Regions from separate parts of the Mus musculus genome. Here region 2 is linked to region 1. Evidence: chromatin loops called from intact Hi-C (ENCODE). Cell type or tissue: heart. All regions are shown on one strand. Links, peaks and the distances in the headings refer to the core of each region. The heading gives the core; the rest is flanking DNA.

Evidence for each region. Peaks named below come from ENCODE experiments on the same cell type or tissue, not always from the same donor. Only the 100,000 strongest peaks of a DNase experiment are listed, where the experiment ranks them.
Region 2: a loop joins it to region 1, with 2.9 times the contacts of the local background. A loop is called at or near these places in 4 of 42 quality-filtered maps.

Annotation. Positions count from the first base shown.
Region 1 is chr9:123,841,715-123,852,926 of GRCm38, forward strand. It overlaps Fyco1 (FYVE and coiled-coil domain containing 1), which reads right to left and starts at 10,185. Exons shown (of 18, transcript NM_001110253.2): 1 at 10,067-10,185; 2 at 1,745-1,894. The coding sequence starts at 1,799. Gm51700 (a long non-coding RNA gene) reads left to right here and starts at 4,396. Exons shown (of 2, transcript XR_003948283.1): 1 at 4,396-9,287; 2 at 9,517-10,249. Xcr1 (chemokine (C motif) receptor 1) reads right to left here. Exons shown (of 2, transcript NM_011798.4): 2 at 10,601-11,212. In heart, for the core only: a CTCF peak has its summit at 3,532; a DNase peak (open chromatin) is centred at 3,587; H3K4me3 peaks cover 839 bases; H3K27ac peaks cover 2,992 bases.
Region 2 is chr9:123,716,228-123,727,702 of GRCm38, forward strand. Lztfl1 (leucine zipper transcription factor-like 1) reads right to left here and starts at 1,398. Exons shown (of 10, transcript NM_033322.3): 1 at 1,299-1,398. The coding sequence starts at 1,301. In heart, for the core only: no CTCF peak of the experiment used is centred there; a DNase peak (open chromatin) is centred at 1,414; H3K4me3 peaks cover 611 bases; H3K27ac peaks cover 584 bases; H3K27me3 peaks cover 400 bases.

The DNA.
Region 1 (11,212 bases), core at 1-8,000:
ATTTATTTTTCTCTGTATATCTGTATAATTTAAAACAAAACAAAAAACACTAAATGTTTTAGCTGAAAGTCTAATGTGGTTGTGAGCTAAGACTGGTGCTGTCTAACTCCAAGCTTTGTTCCACAGTGGTTCTATGATAATAGGTAAGTCAGATACACTACTGTGCCTATTTCCTTCACTGGAAAATGACAGTAACAGCACCTACCTCATAGGACCAAACAAGAAGATTCCATAGGTTACTATCAATAACCTGTATGCACGGCAATGTCATATGCACATGAAACAAAATACAACTCAAAAGTTTTGGATTTTTGTGCATTTCAGATTTCAGAGTTTTAAATTAGGGATGTTCAACCAGGAAAATATTACAAAATTGCAAAATATCTAAAAATATTATAAAATCAAACAAAATCTAGCTCTGGAACACCTTTGGTCTGCCTTTGAGATAATGGGCACTTATCATGCTTCAGCCATCAGAGGCCCCAAAGCACTGCAAAGAGCAAATCTGAGGAAGCGGGTTGGATCTTGTTGGCTTTGGATCTAAGATTTGGACTGTGGACTGCACTGAGGCTATCCTGGACCAACAGCCTTTATTGCAAGATTTCTAGTGTTTGTTCAGCCCTAGCAGTCAGGAACCCAGATTTTAGGCTGTCAGGGAAGTGTCACTGAGACAGCTGCGGGCACAGATCTATGGCAAATGTGCTGGAGCTCCAGAGGCTTATAAAATCAAGTCTGGCAGTAGTAGGGTTGTGAGATGTACTAAAATCAGGTCCTTGGGAAGTCGTTTAGAAGAGTAAAACTCGGACTCTCACAGTCCACAGAAATGTTGTTATTCTGTCAAGGTCTAGCTGTAGTTTTGACTATTTCCCCACCCTTACCCGTCTCCAATGGTTACAAAAATCCAAGTGGCTCCCCCAGGAAGCCAGGAGGTAAGCAGAACTAGGACTAAAATGCATGGGGAAATGGCCATCAGTGGCTGGGGGCTGGTGCAACATGAAACCTCCAAGTTTTTCACCTTCCTGTTTAAAAAGAGGAGAATGTTTCTCTCCTTAAAACCCAAGCTCAGGGGCTGGTGAGATGGCTCAGCGAGTAAGAGCACTGACTGTTCTTCCAAAGGTCCTGAGTTCAAATCCCAACAACCACATGGTGGCTCACAACCACCCGTAATGAGATCTGATGTCCTCTTCTGGTGCGTCTGAAGACAGCTATAGTGTACTTATTTATAATAATAAATAAATCTTTGGGCCGGAGTGAGCAGGGACTGAGTGAGCGGGGTTGACTGGAGGGAGCAGAGGTCCTAAATTCAATTCACAACAACCAGATGAAGGCTCACAACTATCTGTACAGCGACAGTGTATACTCATATACGTAAAATAAATACATAAATCTTAAAAAAAACAAACAAACAAAAAAAAAACAAAACAAAACCCAAGCTCACCAAAGCCTGGCAAGGGGTGATTCCATAAAAGGCACCGAGGCAACTTAAAGCACAAATACCAACTGAAACCAGCCCTCTTAATGGTATTTGATTTTATTCACAAACTACCTATATTGTTCTGAGAGGTGTGTGAGGTAAGCCTTCCCATGTGCACAGAGACTGGATATCTGAAAACCAAATATTTCAATATGATGTGTCCCTGAGGGCTCGAATTACTCTGTGCGTGAACAAGGAGAGGGCTGAATTCTGACTATCAACAGGCAAGGCACAAGCCCAAGTTCCTTACAACTAGCCACTCAACCAGACCTTGTAGATCACGGATGATCCTCTGGAGCTGAGTCTCAGTGCTGCTAGAAGCCATGGCTTTCCTCTTTCTTAGATGTGTAGGTCCAAGCAGGCTATCACTTCAGTGCTGTGTGGCTGCTGGTCAGCAATGGTCAGACTCCATGGTAGCACCTGTACAGGGAATAGGCCACAGTTTATAGAGTGTAGAGGACCTTCACTCTGGGTATAAGGACTCATCAGGTATCTTTCCTTAAGGAGATGGCTTGATCTTTCTGTGTGAATCTTGTTAGCAGGTTTGCTTCTGATATACTTATATTCTGACATCATGACTTGATTCTAGACTGTTCTGTGTGTGTTTTGTCTTTTTTTTTTTAATTTTTTTTTTGTTTGTTTTTGGTCAACTTGACACAGGCTAGAATTACTGAAGAAGGAACCACAGGTGAGAAAATGTCCTTTAGACTGGCCTGTGGACAAGTCTCCGGGGCAGTTTTTAGATGAGCTATTGATACAGGGAGGCTCCTCCCACTGTGGTTAGTGCTACCTGTGCAGGTGTTTCTGAATGGTAGAAGAGAGCAGGCCGAGCAAGTCACAAGGAGCAAGTCAGTCAGCAGCACTGTTCCACGGCTTTTGTTCCTGCTCTTGCCTCCAGGTTCCTGCCTGGCTTTCCTCAGTGACAAAGTATGACTGGAGAATTTTAAGATAAAATAAACTCTTTCCTCCCCATGTTGCTTTTGGTCACATTCTTTATCACAGTAACAGAAACCCTAACTAAAGTAAATGTGAAAAGAAGCAAGATCAACTCAAAAGCAAAGCTGTTTTTTTCCCAAGCTACTCTTCCTGTCTCTTGGGACAAAACTGCCTCATATTTAATCCTCAGAAAAGTCTCCATTGGCTCCTTCACGTTTTCCCACAGAGGTCAGACCCGCTTATCTCAGACTCTGACACCTCTAAACCCTGTGGAGCCAGATCTGCTCAGAGCCATTTTTCTTATACTTCTTTCAAAGGAATAGTCAGAAAACTTCTAGCAGGCAGGGTTTAGGGGTCCAAGAAGCAGGGGATACATACCCTAGGGCTTCTAACAGGAACAGTCTGGTATGCCTAGTAAAAGGTGGCTCTTCCATTATCAGACTTGAGCCTCTTCTACCTTGTGTTCAGCTAAGCCTGAGAATGAAAATGTTCCCTGACATGGGCTTACATAGCCCTCCCATCAGACCAGAGACAAGGTACTATTTTAAGCTCAGTCATAGTTTTCCCCAGTTGGAGAGTCTACAGCTAGTACGACTTGGGCAGTTGTTAATGTCGTTTAAGGTCACAATATGTTTGAAGACGAACAAAAAGAGATGTGAGCACCTACCTGGAAGAGAGTTCTGACCATGCATTTGGACATCAAGGCCTTTAGGAAGCTTTAATTTGCCCTTTAGGTATTCTGTGCAAAGGCACAATGTCTGCTGTAAGGACAGTAGCAGCCATATTCCCGAGAGCTGGTACATATTTACACAAAGCACTTCTCACAATCATCATGGTAGGGTAAACACCTTTCCTGTTTACAAAAGAAAAGCTGATGCTCTGTAACCTAAGGCCCAGTGTCAATGACTAGAAGTGGCTTACTCTTCTATGTGATTTCAAACCTGGGGTTTTCTCAGTAAATCCTGCTGTGCCCTTAAGACAGCACAGTCACCACTACAGAAAATGACAACACTTCTCCTGGCTCCTACCTTGAATTTCAGCAGTTCACAGTAACATGTCACCTTGAATCTGTCTAACATGTGCCAGCTCTCTCTCACTCAGTGCTATGGCCCCCTTCAGGTTTCAGGAGGTGGGGCAAGGAAGCCCTGGAAAGGAAACAGCAACTAAGCCATAAGTGACGCCAAATATTTCTAAGCAGTAGAGTGACTGGTCAGGTCAGCAAAGGCTTGTCACTAAGCAGATGCCTAGGGTCTATTTTTAACACACAAGCCAGCACAGCCGTGACTCAGTGAAAACACAGAGAGCCTCTCAGGCCCAGGAAGAAAGAGCCAGGCACTCAGACAGATCACAGTCTTACTAACTACTCCCGATAAAGGCCCCTAACAAGTACTGATGCCACTCATCAAGGATAATAGACTAGACACAGGAGCAGTTTATGAGAAGTCTGTTTCTCATCCCAGTGTTTCTCCAGGTAGAGGGGTTCACAAGGCATAGTCTAGCTTTACTAAAGCTGAGTTACTGTACTCACTAGTTTATGTCAATTTGACACAAGCTAGAGTCATCTGAGAGGAGGGTTCTCAATTGAAAAAAATGTTTCCATAGATTAGGCTGTAGGCAAGCCTATTGCATTTTCTTAATTAGTAACTTATATGACATGGCCCAGCCCATTGTGGGGCCTTTTGGAGGAGCCCAGAAGATGGTGAGTGGGTTCTAGATCTTGGACACTGAGTTATGTATAGAATTGGAATTTGCTTTTGCTTCTTCAGATCAGATTTTGACAGTGCCCTGGCTCGTCTCTCTTAAAGAACGTATTTAACCTATTTTTCACTTTACAGGAGCCCGCAGTTGAGAGACTTCAGTTTTTTTAAAAAAGAGACTGAACTTTTAAAGTATTAGAATTTGTAAGACGGTTAGACTATTTAAGTTTGCAAAATGTTTTATATTGTGATGTTGATATTGACCTGTAATATTGCAGCTGAACAAGGGAATGAAAGGAAAGGTTGCAGTTAACACTGATGTGTTGTGTGTCAAGTTGATAAGGGGTCAATTGTGCTGGCCAGTTTTATATCAATTTGACACAAGCTGAGAGAAGGGAACCTCAACTGAGAAAATGCCTCCATAAAGATGAGGCTGTAGGCAAGTATGTAGGGCATTTCTTTAATTAGTGATTAATGTGGGAGTGCCCCAGCCATAATGAATGGGGCCACTTACGGGCTGGAGTCCTGGGTTCTGTAAGAAAACAGGCTGAGCAAGCCATGAAGAGCAAGCAAGCCAACAAGCAGTATTCCTCTATGGCCTATGCATCAGCTCCTGCCTCTAGCAGGAGCTATTTGAATTTCTATCATAACTTCCTTCAGTAATGGACTATGATGTGAAAGAATAAGCCTACAAAACCCTTTCCTCAAAAGGCTTCATCAAGAGGTATTTCTCATAGCAATAGTAGCCCTATCTAAGAAGCTCTCTACCAAGGAGAGTAAGAGAAAAACATTTGGTATCCAGATAGAGTATAAGTGGCCCAGGCAGGGTTATAGATAACAACTCCTGGGTACTTGGCAATAAAGGAGAATACATCACAGACATATTCAACCAGTCACGATGCATGGCCTTGAGAAAGCTCAGATAATCTCTGGTGCTAACAAGCTGATAGCCAGACAAGATGTATTTTTGGCACCATTATTAAGGAAGAAGATCTCATTCAAGATTGAGAGTGTCACAGCTCTGAACAATGCTGGTGGTGAGGAGTTCTGGCATTTAAGGAGCTTAACACCATGGGAAAAACAGACATGTCTCCAATAAAGTTGTAAATGAGAAAAATCATTTGAGGCCGGATAAAACACCAACTGTCCAGTACTTATAATTATAAGCTTTCGTTACAGAGTCTCATACCTCCTATGGCTCTTGGGCATTTTATATTATGGTACTTTAATCACTGTTTTTTCTACTTGTTCTATAACTCCATTACTGTTCATATTTCTCCAGCACCTAGTACAGTTCAGGTATATGAAGAATCCTCAGTAAGTTACTTGCCAAAAGAATGGGACAGAATATAGATCCTCAGTACACAAACCAAACAAAACCTTGAGGAATTAAAGTATGCCAAAAAGGTAAATAATAAAAATCTTTCAAATAGTGGAAACATGGGTAAACTTTCAGCAATCTAAATATTTGTTCTTATACTTAGAGATATGAGTAGTCTTCATCCCTCATAAAGGAAACTTTTTTTTTATAACAGATGGATACCACTACAGAAAACCCCAACTAATAAAAAGGTAAACTTGTGGAGCTCAGTCCCAGTGGATTCACTTACAAAACAACTCCTGAATGTAAGGCTCAGAGTACATTGCAGAAGAGAGGTTGGAAAGATTATAAGAGACAGGGGAACCAGGAGTTTGCTGTGAGACTGTCTCCTAGTGATGTAGAAGCTACAATAGCCTTACCAACATGTCTGCCTAACTGTGGGCTGAACAAGGACAACAACAAAAAACATGTCAAAGTGGACATGGTAAAGTCCATGAATCCTTAACTTTACACAAAGAACTACAAGCAAATAGAGAATGCTGAGAATGGAAAAAAAAAAAGTCTTCCCCAGGGAAGAGCACACCAATTGGTCATTCAATATCAAATGGTCAGCCCTGAAAACATTCATGAGTAACAATTATTCCTACTGAGCAGGCTATATTTAGGAACTTATATACGATGTAACAACACTTAGTGAAAAAAGTGGCCATGAATTTGAAAGACAGCAAAGAGGAGTATAGAAGGTTTGGAGGGAGGAAAGGGAAGGGAGAAATGTTGTAATTATATTATAATCTCAAAAATAAAATATAACATTGGGAAAAGTTCTATTTCTTCAATTTAAAAATGTTTCTTCATTGAGCACAAACTATGTGCATTAAAAAAATGTAACTGTGAAGATTATATTGCCCTTATTGTGAGACTCTTGCAGAGGTACAATTCCAAGAGTAAGTGGAATAACATAATTCAGCAATGAATGAGGAATATGTCCTCTACCCTAGACTGTATGAACAGATCTGCAGTGTTCTTAGTGTTCAGGAGATTTCTATAAGACCTGTTGTTCACATCTTAGTCTGTTATATAAGGTCCCATTTTCTGGGGTGACAGAACTGTCATTAATCCTTTCTTAGTTGTGTTGGTATGGACTACCCTGGAATAGCCAAGGCTCTGGTTCCAGGCTTCAATGTTTTGTGCCCTTTATCAAGACCAAATTCTGTCATGCTCCCCAAACCTTCCCCTGACTAATTTGTTCTTCTAGTCTTTCTGGTCTTATTTTGGGCAGAAAGAAGTATCAGTTTTTTCTCTAGGGAAGTCTTGCTCATAAATCTTCGTTTGATCCAGAATAATAATCAATACACCTGCCACTAGCTTTCAGTAACCAAACCTTTTTGTTAGGGGCAGTGTTATGTCTACCTCCTGGTCTTAGGTTGAAGCCTTAACCGCCATATCTCAAAACATGATTGTATTTAAAGACAGGGTCTTTAGTAGAAAGATATCTGAGATTAAATGAAATTTTGATGATAGGTCCTCATCTAATCTGATCTGTTTCTGTAAGGGGAACTATAAAGACACAAAACAGTATGGATAAGTGAATATAGTGAGAAAGCATACAGATGCAAGTGAACAGAGGCCTCAGGACCAGCCAAACCTTTATCTAGGAGTTATGGAAAATCTTAGAATTATGGAAAATATGTTTCTGTTGCTTAAGCTTAATTTGTGGCATTTTCTTGTGGTGGTCTAACAGGCAACACATTTCCCCAGTCAGTTTCCATTCCCAGATGTGTGGATCTGACAATATCAACCAGGCAAACTGGGTGGGGTGGTATCTGGAGTCTGGGTTCTGGTGCCCCTAGGAAGAAGCATGATAGAAATAGAATAAGGCCAAGATCCAGGGTGACTGAAGCTTGAGCTAGGAGGAATGGACAAGACACTCTTCCTTATTAGGTGACTTTTGTCAATTTGTACCCTGTTCAGGCTTTAAGACTGCTTTATATGTACATTATTATTCAAGAAATAATGTGATGAGGATCATGGTATGACTAGATGTACATTTAGCTCATGTTAAGTTACTGACCACTTTCCATCTTGTTTTTCAGGTGCAGTGTGGGGGAGGTGAACCTTTATCTTCCTTCACACAAAGTTTAAGAATTGTGATTGGAAAAAGGAGGGAGGGAAAATCATAGCTTCAGCAAATTCATTATAGCTTCATTTCACTTGACCCTCTCTGGTTCAACTGTCCAGACTTACACTGAATCTCTCTAGGAACTCATTCTTGGCCTAGCTCTAAGTATATGAAAAGTTTGCTTGGATGGTTCTTTTGGTCCAAGTTTTTTGGATGCTAAGAAATCACAAATATGATGTCCTACCTCAGGCCAAAGGTGCAGTACCTCAGGCTACTGGTTGGCTAGGTCAGCCCACAGATACTAAAACCAAACACTAGCCTACTCCATAAGTACTGTAACCAATTACCAGGCCACAGCATAGTCTTCAAAAACCACAGATTCTCCTACACCTTTCTACTAAACCATAATGTGCAAATATCCTCTTCTTGACACTGAAACCTGGACCAAAGGAAAATGGGCCTTTATTGCTGTTCAAATGCCAGAGTCTTATGAACAACAAGGACCGTTGGTGGCCACTATAACTAGGCTAGTTAAATGGCTCCAATGTCAGAAAGTGGATGATAATATTCCTCTTGCCCAACTGTGCATGGTCAGAGCTATGCTCCTAGGATGGTACAGACACTTCAGTTAATTTTAGTGATACATCAAAAAGTAACTAGAAAGCAGTGTTTTTCCATGTCTAAGCTCACAGAAACACCCCAGTTTCTACCCCACAATAACTTCAAATTAAGGTTCAAATGCTGTTAGAGAGAAGCAGGAACACAAAGTCACTCAGATGTCAACATGGTCACAAACAACTGGCCTCTGCTTACAGGTACCTCTAAGGTTAAAAACCTTAGTTATAACCCTTTCTGCTGCCTGGGAGATGCTTGTAGTGAATGTGGCCTCTAACTCTTGGGTTCCCAGTGGTTCCTGGCATGAGATCATAGGTAGTCAACACACTTCCTCTAGCTCACACTGCTACACCAGTCTTGAGTTTTATCTTGTTTTTGGAATCTCCAGAAATCAGAGGTGACCTGTCAGCTAACCATTCCCTGCAAAGGGAAGCTAGGACTAAGGACTGACACTTCTTGAGTACTCTGTGTTCTGGAGGCAGCAGGCCTCCAGCCTCAAGGACTAACATAAAACAAGACCACCAGATGTTTGTTATTGATGATTTTGCTATTACAAGTGGTGTCTTTTATCTCACTTCAAAGGACTGGGCTAAACACTTGGCACTTAGCCATGCTGGCTAAGGGGCAAAGGAACCTGAGACCATTTCCAAGTTCTAAACCAATTACAAAAATAAAGTAAAATATTAAGAACACACACACACACACACACACACACACACACACACGGTACTGCAGGACTCTGTATACGTTATCTATTTTCTTAATAAAATAAACAATTTTCAAGAAGTGATACACAAATATGAACATTAAACAAACAGATAAATTCTGTCTCCTAAAGCTATAGTTTTTTTTGTTTTTGTTTTTGTTTTTTTCAGATCCTTTTAGGTAAAGGAGGCTGACAGTCAGCCCTGGGCTGATTTCCAGGATAACAATCCTGGCCCATAATCAGTATTCTGCATTTCAACACAGCAGAACTGGTTGTCATAGACCGAGAGTGTCGGGGCAGCCAGGAGGTTGCAAAACTAAAAGTAGAAACCCACAGCTCCCTTCCCCCAACCCAGCAACAGCAGCAAGCAGATGGCAGAGGAATTAACCTGCTTCAGACCACCATTGCTGAGAGAGGCTGTAAGTAGATTAAGTCCTGAGCCTCTGCCCCATTTCTGTCTGGAAAGGAAACCACCTGTGTTAAGTCAAACAATCATAGGGACAGAAAGAAACAAGTGCTGTTTTTTCTGCAGGAGACAGCCCAGCCGTGGGAACTTTGCAGAGTGACACAGAGAATCATAGCATTAATAGGAAGCTACTTGACTTGGCTTAAGTGTCAACTACATGTTCTCTTCTTTTATGCAAATAGGATGTCGCTCCGCCCTGCCCCCCATCCGCAGCCCAAGCCTGGGTGCCAACAGGACAAGCTACCACACCAGATACATTCAGTCGTCCTACAGGTGTTTCCAGAAACTTGACCGCAGAGCCCCCTTGAACTATCTGAGCATAAGGGCAGCGGGTCAGGTCAGCGAAGATACAAAAGGAACAAACTGTGTCTCCTGGACCGAAGGGGCGTCAGGAGTCCTGCAGAGAGGAGGGTTTGGCTTTCTGGGGATCAAGTCCCAGTGCCCGCGAGAACTTCGGGGTTTGGCTGCTGTGCCAGGGGTTCGGGGAGAGCTGCCGAAGCTCCGCCTCACAGGGCGGCCCCCTTCTGCCGGCTCCGATCTTGGAACAGTGTTGAGGGTCTTTCTACGACCCCGCAGACAGCCTGCGTATTGGAGCTAACCTCTCTGGAGAGAGGGTTCTCCCGAGGCGCCCTGTGTGGGAGGGGACGACCCACGCCCCCACGAAGCTTCCGCGCCGACGTCCAGAAAGGCCCCAGTGTCCCCGATGCCTGTCCGGGCGCCTGCGGCACTTACACGCTCGTGGGTCCTCCGCTGGGCAGAAACGAAACTTTCTAGGGCCGAGCGGAAGAGTAGGCGAGCACAGAGCCGACTGCCATGAAGCGCCCAGTAGCCCCAGAGCGCGCGCGGACTACAACTCCCGGCATGCCTCACGGATGGCCTACAACTCCCGGCATGCTTCACGGATGGCCTACAACTCCCGGCATGCTTCACGGATGGCCTACAACTCCCGGCATGCTTCACGGATGGCCTACAACTCCCGGCATGCTTCACGGATGGCCTACAACTCCCATCGGGTGCAACTGGACGGTGGACGCTAACTACGACTCCCGGCATGTCTCACGGCAGACGTCACTTCCTGAAACTCGAACAAGCTTCGGATACCCGGAAGTCGTGTGTAGAATCCTGAACGAGTGCTGTTTACTGTTGTTAAGCTCATGCATTGTGACCGATTGGCTTTGAACTGTGCATGAGCTGTAAATATAAAATAATGTGCCCGATTCCGAAACCCCCCAAACAATCTGAGAATAATCTCATTAGTATTTTTGTACTATTACGTTTTATTTATGAAGCTAAAAAAAAATGAACTTAGTATGTACTGCTGGACCTAAGTTCTCAGTTTTTGTTTCCCCCTCATTAACAGACACTTAAAAAACAGTGTTTGAAAATATGTGCTAAAGAACTACCATGCTTAGCTTCCTCAGTCCCGTGTTTGCTTGTTGCTGAGTTGCAAAGCACCCTGAAGCCTGGTGCAATAGAACACTGCATTCCAAGTCCAGTATGGATGAACATGCTAAAGACAGGGGACAGTACATAGGAATGTCAGCCCATGATTAGGTTCGCTTCTTAGCTCTGGCTGGCTCCTCACACTGCCTTATTTTCATCATGTTAGCTAGAAATGCTTGTGTACCTTACAGGACTTAGCTAATAGTGGCATCTGCCAGACTTCAGCATTCCAGGTTCTCAGGATAAATTCATACAGGAAGGAAAAGAAATCTTTTAAGTTAATTTCATATTTTATACTGGAGGTATATGAGACAACATATTAACTTGATGGAGTTGTCAGTTTGTGGATGAGGATAAAAAAAACCTCACGAAGAGAAATGATTCCCCTTTCTGTTAACAAAGGAAAACAAAAAAAAGGGAAGAAGTGGGAGGAAA
Region 2 (11,475 bases), core at 1,414-9,413, 120 kb before region 1:
ACACAGCTCACAGCTTTTAGGTACAGAGAATAAATAGGCTTAGCCACAACTAAGATATACACTCAGGAGGCAGAGGCATAGATAGGCAAAGGCAAGTGAATCTGAGTTCAAGGTCAGGCTGGACTACAGAGAGGATTCCAATATAGACAGGACTAAACAGAGAAACCCTGTCTTGAAACAGCAACAACAAAAACTGTCTTCTAGACATGACAGAACTGCTGGCCTAGAAACTCACAACTGTGGTCACCTGCACAAAGGTGCCAATCAACAATCCAGCACAGAGACGGGGAGGGGTTTATGAGATCGCACTTCTAGCTGAGCAGTTACTGACGGCTGAAGATTTATGAAGGGCAGAGAGACAGTTTCTTTTAAGAGTGTGGCCCAAGGAAGGTGATGGTCCCACACACATGAGTATATGTGCAGCATAAATTGGACTAGGTAGGCTTAAAAAAAACAGGACAGGAAGTAAACAATAATTCTGGAAGATGCTAGGGGATTTAAAATACATTGTATGAATGTATAAAATCTTTAAAGGATAATTTTTTTTAAAAAAGAGTGAGCTTATTGCTTAAAGTGTTTATTTTATGTGCATTGTTTGACAAATCATCTACACCCGGTTTCCAAGTGTTATCACAATGACATAAAAGAGTAAGAACACAAACAAGTACTAACTTTTTTGTGAAGCCACTAGCGTAATTTTTTTTTTTTTTTCGTTTTTGACATCAGAAGCAGGACCAGTTCCTAGCTCAGGATGGTTTAAGAAATGGTCTGTTTTGTTTAGATGTATACAAAGTGACACTTACTAGGAATTGATTGCTGGGATATGTCAGCAACCCACTTGAGCTTCACTTTCAATAACTTCTCTATGCCCAGCTATTTAAATTAATTGTACGATGAAAGGTTGGATGGACTGGCGTTTTCGCTTCAGTTTTATCTGTCTCAAAGTAAGCCCGAACTCTAATACCCAAATGGTCGTCAGACGTCCAAACAAAGAAAACAGCACCGATAATTAGTCAGTTGTAAAATCAGGTGCTTCAGAAAATTAGATTCAACCAAGTTCACACAGAAAGTTGGAACCAGCCCGTCATTCTTCACCCTGGCAAATGTGTGCGGCTGTGTCGGCCAGGGCTTCCCAGACCACAGCCAAGGACGAGGCGACAAGGCCGGAGGAAGGCTTCAGCAAGAAGCTGTCCCCGCGGCTCGGCCGACGTGACTCCCTCCCCGGCGAGGCCCCGCTCGCTCGCTCGCTCGCTCGCCCTCCGCACCCCGGCTGGGCCTCTCCCGACCAGGACACTCACCATGGTGGCGGCGGATCCGACAGGAAACAGGGAGGCCGGCACCGGGGCCTGAGGAACGGAGGTTGTTTAGAAGCCGCGCGTTGCCAATGGGAACGGAGACACGTGGGCCCTCGCTTGCACGCTATCATTGGCTCTCAGTGTCACGTGACGGATGATGTTGCGTAACTGGCTAATTTCCGCGGGTACATTGGCTTTGAGATCCGGAAGTCCCACCTTTTCTTGCCACGCTAACCTGGGGCGGTGCCTGCCGTTGCCAATGGCAACAGAGAAATTTCCGGTCGGGGGTGGGGGGGGGGAGCTGAGCAGCGCCTTAGGTGCCAGCGTGTTTGCCTACAATCAGGACAGAAGTTGGGCTTTGGCACCGGGATCCAGAGCTGGTGGTTCCAGACCTCTGAGAAGAACAGGCTGAGTGAACAGGGCTTCAGCGTGACTGCATCCGGCTATCAAGCTCATGCTGGCCCTGGTGCACGCCCTTCCTCCATCTGCATTGTTTTATAACGCTGGCAGAAGAGAATAACTTTACCTTTTTGGAAAAAAAATGTGCAAAAACATAGGTTTATATAGAGTAGTGAATTAGAGAGACAAACACTAGATTCGCCAGGAGAAGGTTGTGGAATAACGTCCTGATCTCCCTGGCGGAAGTTTTCACTTATGAAGTCTAACTTGAGTCATTAGAATCTTCAAGTTTTGGGATAGGTAAAGATCCTTTCCAAATCTGTTGGTGATCTTTTTGTCTTATTGACGGTGTCTTTTGCCTTGCAGAAGCTTTGCAATTTTATGAGGTCCTATTTATTGATTCTCGATCTTACAGCGCAAGCCACTGCTGTTCTATTCAGGAATTTTTCCCCTGTACCCATATCTTCGAGGCTTTTCCCTACTTTCTCCTCTATAAGTTTCACTGTCTCTGGTTTTATGTGAAGTTCCTTGATCCACTTAGATTTGACCTTAGTACAAGGAGATAGGAATGGATCAATTCGCAATCTTCTACATGATAACAGCCAGTTGTGCCAGCACCATTTGTTGAAAAATGCTGTCTTTTTTCCACTGGATGGTTTTAGCTCCCTTGTCAAAGATCAAGTGACCATAGGTGTGTGGGTTCATCTCTGGGTCTTCAATTCTGTTCCATTGGTCTACTTGTCTGTCGCTATACCAGTACCATGCAGTTTTTATCACAATTGCTCTGTAGTACAGCTTTAGGTCGGGCATAGCAAACACAGAAGTGGATGCTCACAGTCAGCTATTGAATGGACCACAGGGCCCCCAATGGAGGAACTAGAGAAAGCACCCAAGGAACTAAAGGGAACTGCAACCCTATAGGTGGAACAACAATATGAACTAACCAGTACCCCGGAGCTCTTGTCTCTAGCTGCATATGTAGCAGAAGATGGCCTAGTCGGCCATCACTGCAAAGAGAGGCCCATTGGACTTGCAAACTTTATATGCCCCAGTACAGGGGAACGCCAGGGCCAAAAAGGGGGAGTGGGTGGGTAGGGGTGGGGGTGGGTGGGTATGGGAGACTTTTGGTATAGCATTGGAAATGTAAATGAGCTAAATACCTAATAAAAATGAAAAAAAAAATCTTCAAGTTTAACCGTTGTTCCAAAGTGATGACTACCTCTATGGTCGCCTTGCCTTTAACCCCAGCACTTGTAAAGCAGGGGCAGAAGGACCTCTGTGAGTTCAAGGCCACCCAGGGCTTCATAATGAAGCCCTGTTTTAAAAAAAAAGACACTGTCCTATGAAAGACAAGTATAGGAAGAGGTTATCACAAATATTGGTGAACATACAACCACTCTAGGCCAGTGCAGTATCTTACGAGGAGGCACTGAGTAAACCAACATCATGCAGAGCTGCCAGCCTTCTGAGCCTGGGAGACTTTAAAGCAGGAGGGAACAAACATTCAACATTAGCTCTGAGTTATCAAAAGTTAATTTTGATGGTGCATTTTGAGATTGTCTTTCACAGCCAATACAAAGTAAAGTTTAAAGTGAATCACAATCGGGTGCTTTTAGATGCAGAAGAATTTTAGAGATATGGTTCCAGAACTACTTATAAAGGAAGAGACTAAGAATCTACAGCTTGGAGAGGTAGATGGAGGCTTTGAAGTTTGAGTCTTAAAACTATAAATCTGTTTTCAAGACAAAAAAGACTATTGCCAGGTGTTGTAATACAGTGGATATTAAATAAATTCTGATTTCAAGAATCTTCTTTCATTTTTTTCTGTTTTATTCTATCTAAATGATATTAATTAGGTAGAAAGTGTCATAATTGTCACAGGGGCTAAGCTTAATTACTTAAAAATCAACTTGATGGCTGGCCAGATGGTTCAGCAGGTGAAGGCACTTCCTGACAAACCTGATTACCTTCTTCAATTTTCTGGATCCACATGGTAGAAGAGAGCCAGTTCAGAACTATTGTCTTCTGGTTTCTACATGAACACTACATCACACCTGTGCTCCCCTTCCACGTATACACATACATGAGCATGCACACACCTGCAGACACGACTTTCAAATTTCTTAAGTGAACTTAAACTTTTGTTGTTAGAACAAAGTGCTAACAGATAAGTCCTTTAGAATAAAGCTAATTTATAAAGACACTATATCTTTAGGAAAAGGTCCAATAATGAAAACATATCCATTAGTTAAATGGTCAGAACAAAACAAAACAAAATAAAGCAGAAATAAGTTAAATGGATAAGAGAAGAGAAAATGTGTTCAGAAAAGCCACATGCCGTGATTAGTCGGGGAAGGCAGATCTGGAATATAACCACATGATCACTGCCATGGGTTTTAAGTCTTATCCTAGTACAGATAACAGAATTTTCTTGTCCATATTTACCTGCTTACCCACCACCACAGAGGTAAAGTTCTGCCTTCTGTTTAGGAGAGTGTCATGAGCAAGCTGTGTCAGAAACAGGCACATATGCATCTTTTCACAATATTTCAATTTTTTATGAATGATAGATTCACAAGCAGCTTCAGTTTTATTGACTGAAATTTGCCAAATACTCTTCCTTTTTTCTAATCTTTACTAATATTTTTAGGCTATACATTATACATCATTCATTAAATCTATCTATAGTATATAGATGAATATATATGTATGTATATGTTACAGAAAAGCTACAAGAGATAAATAAAGAAGCTATAGCAAAATTCTAGGAGACCTAACTGAAAGGAAGAGGCAAGAAGCTAATGTGAATGCAAAGAGAATTTTGGCAAGGATGGCAGTGGGGTGAGAAGGTGAGATCAGATCAGATTGATTGCAGATCTACTGCAGAGTCAAACCACAGAATCAGGCTGAAAGGATCTTCAGGGTTGAGCAGCTGAGGTGAGATGTAGGACAATGATGGCCATGAGAGTAAAGTGAAGTACCAGGTCGTGATGGGTGAATGGGCAAGTGGACAGACAGACTAGGTGCTCAGATGTCAGATCAATGAGGCTGTCACCACTGCGCTGTCGGGTATCCTTCTCTTTATGGGGTCCAGGTGAAGGTGTTGCACCTCTTCTTCAGTTTGCTGTTCGATAACTTTGCTGGTGTTCCTGATATACTTGTACAATCCCAAATTTATAGGATGATACTCTATTACCTGAGACTCCTATGTATGTTGTGTGTTTTGATCACTGCCACCCCCGCCCCAACTCCTCTACTCCAATTTCAACAAGGACTTCATGGGTATCTCAGGACTATTGAAAAGCAGGAGAAGGGATAGTTTGCTGCCTTGCTTGAGGCTTGGTACTATTACACAGGAGTCCTTTACTTAGATGATCCAGAGATAATTTATCTGCCCATGGAAGAATTAAGACCAGCAGCAGTGTTCTTATGAATGTAAGCTGAGGCACTCCAAGGCATTGGAGGGTAGTCTGGAGGTACTAGTGTTATGTTTTATAAAAAGAGAGCCAGTATATGCTTAATAGATGGGGGTATGATGGGATGGGAGGCGTACCTTAGGGCATGGGAAGGGGAGTTGAGTAGGGAATAGAGACAGAGAAAGGCAGAGGGGGGAGAGGAAGAGTTGGGGCAGAGAGAGAAGGGGCAGAGAGTGGGTAGGAGAGTAAGAGAGTTAAAGAGAAGGGAGGGGCCAAACAGCCCCTTTTTTAGGAAGCTAGGCCAACCTGGTTTGTTGCCAGGTAATGGTTGTGTGATACCTAGAAGGAATGTTAACAACTAGCTTGGCTGTGCCCAACTTCACCTTTGTCCAGGCTCTTCATCTTTTCTTTCCCCCCCTTCAGTGGCGTGGAAACATAATCTGTATCCTTACAAAGCCCATTAGGATAGATTCAATTGCTCAAAATGAACCCGTCCAAGCCCAGTTAAATTTCCATTTTTATCATGCTATGTCTCACATTTCTGGTCAGTGTTGTTTGATCTCATAACAAAAGTCACCATTATTTAGTATCTACAGTGGACTAGACACACTCCATCTTAGTAGTATATCCTCAAATGTAATTACTTCATACGCAGTAGACACTGGGACTTGCACATGGAGAAAATAGCTTTGCTATGCATTGTGTTTTCAAGTAATTAAACAAGTTTTTCCCCCATAGGTCTGTATTGCTGAGGAGATGAGTGTTCCCTCACAGGCAAACTCCTGTTATGCTGTGTTATCAATGCAGGAATCTGCACATAGGAGAGAGAGTGTGCACAGTGCAAATATTTCATCTGTGAAGTCCTTTGTGGGTTGGGGATTTTTGAAGTAAGCACTACAGGCACTTACCGGCTGCTAAGAGAAGGAGAATCAGTTGTCTCCAGAAACAAGCCCTCTGATGGTTATTCATCAGACTGTATTTATATATTTGTATATATGTATTTGTAATAATAATTAAAGAAGAGATCATGATTTTGAAGGGAGTTGGGACATGGAAAGAGTTGGAGGAGGGAGAAGAAATGGTGGAAATAATGCAAATACAGTCTTTGTGTATGGAATTAAAACACACAAAAATTTAAATTAAAAATTGAGAAAATGACAAAGCAAAAACAAATAACCACCACCACAACAACAACCAAACCATCTTGCCCCCTCAAGTTAACATGAAAAAAAAAAATAGAAGGAGGAAAGCTTTTGAAGTTGAGCTGGAAGTAGATTGAGTAGTGTTAGAAGAAAACCACTTTGGGGAATCATCTTACAGCAGAGTCTTTACAGTATAGCTTTATTAATTCTCCCCCAAAATCTGTCTGACTTCTCCAGATAGCCTTGTTAGTTGAGGAATTAGGTAAGACTTTTAAGAAGGAAAGGGCCAGGATGAATGATGTCCTGGTTAGTTTTTGCTATAAAATTTTCACAACCAACAGTTACAGGGAAGAGGAAGTCTCCCTTGAGGGATTTCCCAGATCACATCAGCCTGTGGCTATGCCTGTGGGAGTTGTCTTAATTTTTTGATTGGTGCAGGAGGATCTATCTCATTGTGGTGATGCCACTACTGGGCAGGAGGTCCTGGATTGTGTAAGAAAGCAGGCTAAGCATGAGGGAAGGCCAGAGTGAGTCAGTAAGCAGCTTTCCTCTATAGTTCCTGCCTGAGTTCTGCTCTGACTGAACTGTTACCCAGAAGTGCAAGCTGAAACAACCCTTTCTTCCCAAGTTACTTTTGGTCAAAAGGTTCTAGGACAGAAGGGCTCACTGAGGAGCCATGGGGCTTCGTTGATCTCCAGGATGGCAGAGACTATTTTCAGTAAGTTGCAAATTTTGCTAGGGTCAGGCAGCATGGAAAAGTGCTGACAAATTAGACTTATGAAGTATGTATTGCATGCATTGAAGATCAGGTAAGGAAGTGGTTCACCATAAAATACAACCACCTTTAAGATAGTGTGGATCGTGGCAAGACTTAGAACAAATCATAGATTAGTTTCACTGATAAATCTCTATTTGTTGACAACACCCCTAAAAGGAAATGAATAATAAAATTATCAAAAACAAAGCTTATCTTAAGAAAATTATCAAAAATTAGTTGTGAGGACACTTTCTTAGGAAGTAAAAGAAAAGTTGCTTGCAGAGACAGTCTCCAGCAAATCCTTACTTTACACTTCATATACATATACTCATATACTCATGTACATATACTCATTTTGTTAACCTGCCTTGTGCTCAACAATTGTTCACACAGAACGAGATACATGAAAGACACTGTGGGGAGGGAAACAAGAGAGATGGACTGGCCCTTTAATCAAGCCAATCTTAAAGCAGACAGCAAGTCATAAGACACATTTAGGAGAGAGCATGGATGGTCATTTTTATAATCCAAGAGAGGAGAATTTTAGAGATGTATTCCAGAAGGCAGTGGGATTTTGATGAGGCCTCAAAAGTGTAGAAAAGTGTGGGAGACTGACGGCTATGTATGAGAGGGTTGTCCCAAATTAGGAATTAGATATCCATCAGAACCAAGAATGTACATTTATGTCTCTTAATGGTTTCAGGAATAATAATGGAAGATAACAAATTTTGAATGAATTGCCCTCATTCAGAAATATGGGCCTTTTCAGGGCTGTGGTCTTCCCTATTTGCCTAGATTAGTGACAAACCAGTTGCATTTTGTCTTAGAAAATGGAACAGAACACTTCTGTTTGCTAAGGCAGTTTTACCTACAAAAGGCAAAGTTGTGTGATCTGAATAGCCCTGTACCAACTGGGTTTATAAATGGAAGTTTTCTCTGAGAAACGGGTAGAGGGGGCTAAACCATGATAGAGGTAAAAAAAGAAGTCCTGTTCTCAGCTAGCTGATGCAGAAATATCTTCCCCACTACTGTAATTAAATTGGTTGAAGGAAAAAGTCTTTATTTAATGGTTAACTTGGGATATGCTTGGCGAATTAGGCAGAAGAGAAGCAGGCACATTTCAATAAACATTTGTGAGTTCCTGATATTCCTAAAAACTATGTCTAAGCTGGGCATGGTGGCACATGCCTTTAATCCCAGCACTCGGGAGGCAGAGGCAGGTGGATTTCTGAGTTCGAGGCCAGCCTGGTCTACAGAGTGAGTTCCACGACAGCCAGGGCTACACGGAGAAACCTTGTCTCGAAAAACCAAAAAAAAAAAAACAACAAAAAAAAAAAAACCTATGTCTATGAGCTGTTTTTGTTTTTTGTTTTTTTTTTTTTATCCTGAGCAAACCCTATCTCTAGAAAAGCATACCCTATCATCTCAAATATACCCAGATATCTCTATTTCCCATGTTAAATGAAAATTTGGGCAGATTTATATAAGTATTTACAATCAAGAGTGTTTTATTGATCTGATTTGTTTATTACTGGACACTGACATCGCTATGATCTTTGACCCCTTAATTTTCTTCTGAGGCTCTGTCCTCCTTCACTTCCTTCACTTGGCTCAGGTCAAGACTTTCATGTGATCATTCAACCACTAACTGTTTCAGTTTCTTACTGAACGATCCTGCTGTAATGTTAAGGCGATGGGATCCAACCTTAAGTCCTCTCAAGCACACTTGTTTGTTTGGCTTGGCTTCATAAAACCAGTTTGACATTTGTTTTCCAATTTCTTCTGGACTTTATAGCATGTCTTCTAAATTTTTTTCCTGGTCCCCAAACATTCATTGTCCTTGTTAATTCCAGCATAATTGTTCTTCTCCTTTTCTAGAAAGCTAAGCTCCCTTGGTAGCTTTGAACTGCTGCTTAAAACAAATTGTATTATAAGTGAGTAAATACTTAGAGCTTTTCAACACCTAGTACGGGAACTTACTTGAGGACAAGTGTACGTTAAAAACCCTGATAAGATGATGAAATGAAATGACCTTTTTTGGGAAGATAATTTAGAAATTGCTGTCAAAACTGAAACACACACACCCTTCCACCCATTAAGTTGCCTTCTCATCGGAGAACTTATTTAAGAAAAACAAAAGCACAAAGATGTGTACACAAATGTCATTGCAGCTCTCTTGGTATAGTAAACTATCTTGAGATAGTTCTTCTCCACCCCCCTTAGGGTGCAATGATAAATTACATTATAGTGATACAGGGTAATTTTCTTCACAAGAATGAGGACGACTATGTACTGGACTAGAAATATATACAAGCTATGTAATATGAAGAAAAATAATTAGAGAAGAGTGGTCACACTAAAATCTCAGTTTTATAAATGCAAGAACAAGTAAACCAGAAAGGCAGTTTTGTAAATTCTGCACACCAATTGTACAAAGGGGACTAAAGCAGTAGAGCTCTCACTATTACAATCTAATGACACAAAAATAAAATAAGTGGAGAGTCATTGCTGAACCACCTTTGTCAAACTTGTCATCGTTTTAAGTGCTTGCATGGCCAAGGTGTCTTTCTCCTAAGACTTGGGCTGTTTTTAGCACTTTAATCCCCGAGGCAGGTCCCCCTAACTCCTTCCCAGTCCTTCTGTCTGACGGTGCAGGCTCCTCAGCCATTGTCCCTTAAAAATTGGATTCTTCTAACCCTGAACTGTGTTTGTGATAATTTGGTTTATTCCCAGTGTTCATTTTTTGAAAATGGACATAAAAGCTGCACCCCAGCCGCATGCTTCCCACATCCATACTCAGATTGTGTTTGCCAGAAGTGGCAAGAGTTCCTAGTCGTCTCAAAATGACTCAAAGTCAATACTTCTCAGGACAGCTCACAACCTGCCAGGGTGACACTCTTGCTCCATCACCAGCCACTGCCTCTGCATCCACCGTGTGTTATGTCCACTCATCTGTGAGGTTTTGCTCTCATTTTGTTTCCAGCACATCTTGGAATCCTGCTCCTGAACTAACCCAAACCCATCACTACCCGGATACATTGGGAGAGCTATCCCAGTCTATTCCTCTTAACCAGAATAACAAAAAAAGTACTGTCACCTCTAGTATGTCTAAAGTCTTGTCAATTTATAGAAATTCTCCTACTGCGAGTCAGATTGGCTTCATCGAGGAATCACTGAAACATGCCTGGGTAGTATAAAAACTGATGAGTGTTCTATACCTTCCTTAGGAAGTGAGAGTTCATAAGTTAAAAATTAGATTGCATACCTAACTACCTAACTTCGTGAGCAATTACACCAACCTAGAAATCAGTCATGTCAACAAAACTGCAGGATGGGCCAAACTTTACTTTTAAATATTTAAAGTTAAAAATAAAACCACACCATCAAGCACTGCCAGAGACATCATTAGGAACTTAAGTTTGCCATGCTTACTACCTTATTATATTTTCCAGGTGGGTCTCAAACTTTAAGGCTTAAAGTATCTTCTCACTTTAGCTTTTTAGTAGCTGGAGCTATAGGCCTGGACACTACACAGTTTGAAAGATCTTTTTTTTTTTTAATTTATTTTCTAGAGCAATTTCAGGCTGATAACAAAAGTAGGAGGATGAGAGATCTGTGTGCTCTGTGCCTCCGGATAGCACACCTCACACCACCAGCCTGTTTCCTTGGAGTGCAGGTTTGTTGAAGAATTGAGGTGAACATACAGGTGCTGCCCAAAGGCCTGACTCAAAATAGCTGCTTGTTTTGGACCTTGTCTCTGATATGTAAAGAAGATTTTGTGATTTTTTTTGTGTCATTTAATCATGATGGGTTACTTCACTCAGGATGATCTTTTCTGGTTCTATTCATTTGTCTGCATTTTCCATAATGTCATTTTTAAAAACACCTGAGATATACACCACTGGGTAAATGTCCATATTTTCTTTATCCATGTTTATCTTTGGTTGAGGGACATCTCGGTCACTTCCAGCTTCTGACTAGCATGAAGAAAGCTGCTATGAGCATAGGTGACCAAGTGTCCTTGTAAGATGGAATGTTCTTTGAGTATACACTCAAGAGTGGTATAACTGTCAAGAGGTATAATGATTCCCAATTTTCTGACAAATCACCATTCTGATTTCCACAGTGGCTGTACATCAACCACTAACAGAGGAGTGAGTGTTCCTTTTGCTCCACATCCTCCGCAGCATGAGCTGCCACTTGTGTTTTTGATCTTAGCCATTCTGATAGGCGCTAAGATGGAATCTCAGAGTTGTTCTGATTTCCTGATGGCTAAGGATGTTAAACATTTCTAAGTGTTTTGTTTTGTTTTTTTTTGCCATTTGAGATTCCTCTTTTGATATTTCTCTTTTAAATCTGTACACCATTTTTAAAATAGAATTATTTGGTTTGCTGATGTCTAATTTCTTGAGTTCTTTATATATTTTATATTAGTCCTCTGTCAGATGTGAAGTTGGTGAAGATTT